Linked DNA regions of Homo sapiens: region 2 is linked to region 1. The links are chromatin loops, found by intact Hi-C in ENCODE. Cell type or tissue: PC-3. All regions are shown on one strand.

Region 1 (2,500 bases):
GAAAATGAAAAACAAAAGAAGAAAGGCAACCTAAGCAGTTGTACCTCAGGAGAAAGTGTTTGAAGAGAAGTCTGTTCTGCTTGTTAATTTGGAAGAAAGGGAAGGAAAAGGGGGTGGAAGGCATAATTTTATACATAAGTAGTAAGAATAAAGGGATCTAACCTTAACAAGTCTTCAGTTTTAAGGAACTCAGGAAGAGATAAAGGAGAGAAGTTAATAGAGTATGGCAAGCAGTTTCCTGAATGTATTTGAATAAGTGTAAAAGTAAGGCCATGAAAAGGCCGTTTCATGTCAGATAGACTGTGTTGTTCTGTGACAGATTCAATAAATATGAGCGTCATCCACTTAACCCTTGGAATTAACTCTACATCTTCTAGAACTGATTAAGATTTTTTTTTTTTTGCATATACTCAATAAAGATGATGTCCTCCTGCTGCTGCTTTAATGATAAAGGGAAAGTTTCATTTTTTTTTTTTTTTACTAGATTCACTTAAGAAGATTTGAATCTGATAGTCTCATTCTGATAGTCTCAACTATTACAGTTGCTCTAATTAACTGTTAGTTTAACCCTCTACAGTTAGTTGATACAATGATTACTCTTATAAGACCTGTATTCTGTTTTATTGTTGCTTGAACTTTGGATTTTGATATTATGAGTGTATGTTTCTGGTTTTTTTTTTCCTCCTCTCTTTTGTTGGCTTTCCATTTTCTGGTTTGTACAATTATTAATTTGTGTTTACAGGGTGGATGCGTAGACTCGACCAACCAAAGCCTGGCGCTACTACTCATGACCCTTGGACAGCAGGATGTTTCCAAAGTCCTGCTAGGCCCTCTCTCTCCCTACACGTAAGTTATTCTTTTTCAACCTCGTTATTCTGTCCAGTGTAATTTTCTCATTGCCCAAAATGACAAAGGGTGTTGTGCTGCACAGAGCCTGCACTATGAACACCTGCTTGTGTTTATCCTCAAATCAGCCAGCAGTTGTCACTCTTAACCTGGTGTTTATTTTTACATACAAGGATTTTTGCATTTCTTTCCTTCCTTAATCCCAGGTAACTGAAATTGCATGATCTCTATTGGGCAGTTATTTTGTTCGTGCTTTAGATTTTGTTTCCAGGTTAGAGGTAAACTCCTGGTTTGGTGTAGCTTGGATTTTATTACTAGTTTTTTTTTAATCATTCTTTTCCTTAGCTGTCTAACTTGCTGTGGGAAAACAGGCTTTTTGTCTAAGATGATAGGATATGAGCTCACTGGGAAAGATGACAAAAGACAGAGTTTGTATTAATGCTACTGGACTAGTAGGGAATTGTAGAAGTGAGTTTGGATTGTTGAATGTTAGCAGAAGTTGACTGCTGTGGTGTAAAAGCAAGCACTCTTCAAAAAGAACAGTGTCAGAAGACTTGAATTATAAATGACACTGTGAAAGAAGCATTTCCTATTGATAGTAAATGAGGTTGCGGAAAACAGCCTATTTGAGTACTGACATTGTGTGTGTGTGTTTTCACGTGCTTGCATACTTGGAGATCATCATATGGCCCATCTGAGGTTGGTGAGCTGGGTGGCAGGGAATATTCAGGTAGATATGAGACTGAACTGTCCTTTTTCGGTTATCATGGTACCGATGCTGTATATCTGAAAGGTACAGTACTGTGATAACTGAAGAATGGTGGTGCCATCACATTGAGAAAGGGTTGAGGACTGCGGTGGGGCTATGCACCCTTGGGCCATGGCGTTGGGGGCATGAAAACCAGGAGCTTGAAATAAATTCTTATGGAGGCTTTTTTTTTTCTTTTTTTTTTTTTTTTTGGAATTCGTGGTGGGAGGTTTTTTTAGAACAGGAAAATGGAAGAGAATACATTCTGTTAGCAGAGAGGGAAGACTGATAAGCAGGAAACTGGTAAGGACCACATTATCTCCTGATAGCTTGTGTAAAAGTATTTCGTAGGACAGGATACCTAAAATTGAGTAATCCTAAATGGCGTGGTAACATCAGTAGTAAACAATGCTAAAATAGACTTGGTAGTTAAGTACTTGGAGAGGAGATGAGGGCTGGAAGAATGGCACCCTAGGTACAGAGACTCGCTTCCTGTAGAGAGCTCACTGGAGGCGGCTGCCAGCTGTGTGGCCACTGTGGCCCCACCGGCTTTGTAGCTGGGCTCGTAGCTGCCGTTTCCCAGCCCTTGCTTCAGGCCTGGGGAAGTCCTGCTTGCACACACGGTATGAGGTATGGGGTGTTGTCTTGAATGTGTGTGGTCCTGGGGCATGGGGTTTGGCAGAACATTCTGTGAAAATGGAATACATATATGTTTTTTTTCGTGACACTTTTTTTCTTTTGCTTTTGGAGATTTTTCAATTTGGCTCCAGGACCTGTATGATGTTTTCAAGCTTTGCAGAGATGCTCAAGATATGACTGGACATTTTTGAAAGTTCCTGTGTCCTCTTCAACACATCTTCTCACCAAACATTAATTGTAGTGTCTTTTCTTCCAGAAAACTTGCAT
Region 2 (2,500 bases), 75 kb after region 1:
TTTAATTCAAGAGTCTATGTAGCTTTGCTAATTCAGGTTGAGCTTAGGTGATCTTGGCTGGGCTTGCCAAGCCAAGTGGACACAGAGTCCACTGGCCATTGGCTCATCTAGAATGGCCCTGGCTGGGATTATCTTATTTTTTTCTACTGTTCTGTCCTTTGCAAAATTTCTCTACTATCTATATATTATTTTAAAATGGGAAAATATGTGATGAGTATATTTTCGGGAAAAAAATTACACTGTCTTAGGTGGCCATTCTTCTCCTTGTGAGCCAGGCACTGCTCTAATTTTGCCAGAAGACTGAAGAGATGTCAGAAAAGAACTGTTTGAACCATCAGGCCAAGCTGCCTCTGAAAGGACTTTGGAATATGTTGTTGTTGGAAGAAAGAAAACAGAGGGAAAATCAAGCCTGGTGGTACATGAGAAGAGGCATGTAATGAAAGCTGATGTTAGACCTATTTTTAGAAGAGTTCATGGCTCTCAAGAAAACGGAGTCAATGGTGACATTTTACTGAGAATGATAACAAAACCAGCATGACAGGAACCTGGAGAGAAGACTACTGGAACTTTTAGGCCCTCCAGAAAACCGTATGGCAGACCCAGAGCATAATACATTGTAGCAGTTGTAATTGTGATGCAATGTGGCAGTTACAATGTGATATCTTGGGCTCCCTCACAGGGTCACAAGTGGAGTGGGGTTGTTTACAGCTTTGTCACACACTCCCTTTTAGAGGCAGTTGGGTTAGGCCAGGCAAAAGGAGAAAGAAGTCTAGGTCCCTCTAGGAAACTAGATGCAACCTCAGCTCTCCACCTAACTGGAATCCCTTTTAGTTCCTAGAACCAATTTCCAGTTCACTGGGCCTGTTACATCTTTGACATCTTTGACTACTTGGCCTGACAACTCCCCTGCTCTACTATTTCTTCTCTCCTCAAATCCCTTCTTCAGCCCTCAGTCTTGTCTTCCTCCTGCGGCCCCTCATCCCACACTCAGGGGTCATGGGACCGAGCCGTGGGCTTTTGCCTTTATCTTACTACCACCTGCTGGGGCTCAGAACTTAGAAGCATCAATCCATTTTTAGAAGTGCCCTCTGCTGGTTGTTGACAACTCAACCTAAAAATTAAAGCCTAGACAGAGTTTCAGTTTGTTTAATAGAAAAGTGGGGTGGAGGCACTAGCAGATAGGATAAAACACAGAAGAATATGTTGCTATTATAAAAGCTTTTAAATTCCGCTGAATTGTGTTTGGTGTACTGTGGCATGCAGTAAAGCAGTGGTTCTCCATCAGGGGAGATTTTTCCATTCCAGAGAACATTTGACAATATCTAGAGACATTTTTGGTTGTTACAGCTGGTAACTGAGAGGCAGGGATGGTGCCACTGGCATCTGGTGGGTAGAGGCAAAGGATGCGGCCCAACGTCCTACAATGCATAAGGGATCCCCCCACCCCCAATAAAGAATCATCTGACTCCATTAGAGTGGTCCTGACTTAAATAGGCCAGAGAAAGCTGAAATTAGACTAATGTAATTTTGGGGTTTGGCCGGGCACAGTGGCTGCTCGGGAGGCTGAGGCAGGAGGATCACTTAAGGCCAGGAGTTTGAGGCTGCAGAGAGCATTTGTCATGCCACTGCATTCCAGCCTTGGTGACAGAGTGAGACCTTGTCTCAGGAGAAAAAAAAAAAAAGTTTTGAGGTTCGAAGCAATTAGAGATTAGTTGAGGGCTTTTCAGCTTTGGTTGCCCATGAGATGACCTGGGAAGCTTTAAAATACTGATGCTTGGGTCCGATCTCTAGAGAGTTTGATTTAATTTAATTTCTGGCTTGAGGTGTGGCCTGGGCATCAGGATTTTTAAATCTGCCCAGGTGAATTCAAGATACAGCCAAAGCCGGGAAAAATTGATGTAGTTCAACCCTCATTTTTTGGATGAGGAATGAGGTTCTGGAGGATATGGTCTCACAGCTGCAGAGTGGCAGAGCTGGAACTAGTATATGGTCTCTTGGAGAAAAGAAGATACGTGGCCCTTGCTTGACTGTACACCACACTTCCAAAGCAAAAACTGTGACGATATCTTCTTATGACTTTTTGATAAAAACTCTAAAGCTTTTTTTATATTCTATTGTTTCTTTAAATAATATTTTCAATAATTTTTTTTTCTAAAAAATGACACCTGCCAAAAATTCAAGCTTAGGGAAATGCAAATTAAAACCACAAGATATTACTACACACTTGTTAGTATAACTAAATAAAAATAATAACTGGGAATATTAAGCGATGATGAGGATGCAGAGCAAGTGGAAATCTCATACATTGCTAATGGGAATGCAAAATAGTACAGCCCCTTTGGAAGACAATCTGGTAGTGTCTTATAAAATTAACCATACCCTTACCACGTGAACCAGCAGTCTCACTCCTGAGTATTTTTTCAAGAGAAATAAAAACATATTCACATGAAAACCTGTACACAAATGTTTATAGTGTCTTAATTTGTAATCACAAAAATGA

What was found. A loop is a pair of places that touch in the nucleus more often than their neighbours do. Peaks named below come from ENCODE experiments on the same cell type or tissue, not always from the same donor. Only the 100,000 strongest peaks of a DNase experiment are listed, where the experiment ranks them.
Region 2: a loop joins it to region 1, with 8 times the contacts of the local background. A loop is called at or near these places in 4 of 110 quality-filtered maps.

What each region holds. Positions count from the first base shown.
Region 1 is chr9:4,848,705-4,851,204 of GRCh38, forward strand. RCL1 (RNA terminal phosphate cyclase like 1) reads left to right here. Exons shown (of 9, transcript NM_005772.5): 8 at 743-846. It overlaps MIR101-2 (microRNA 101-2), which reads left to right and starts at 1,593; the gene lies at 1,593-1,671. LOC124902113 (a long non-coding RNA gene) reads left to right here and starts at 1,663. Exons shown (of 2, transcript XR_007061402.1): 1 at 1,663-2,500. In PC-3, CTCF peaks have their summits at 999 and 1,200; no DNase peak of the experiment used is centred here.
Region 2 is chr9:4,923,329-4,925,828 of GRCh38, forward strand. No RefSeq gene overlaps it. Among named protein-coding and RNA genes, the nearest start is that of JAK2, 61 kb to the right of the region's middle. RefSeq lists enhancers at 830-989, 1,010-1,069. In PC-3, a CTCF peak has its summit at 1,076 (motif pointing left); no DNase peak of the experiment used is centred here; H3K27ac peaks cover 967 bases.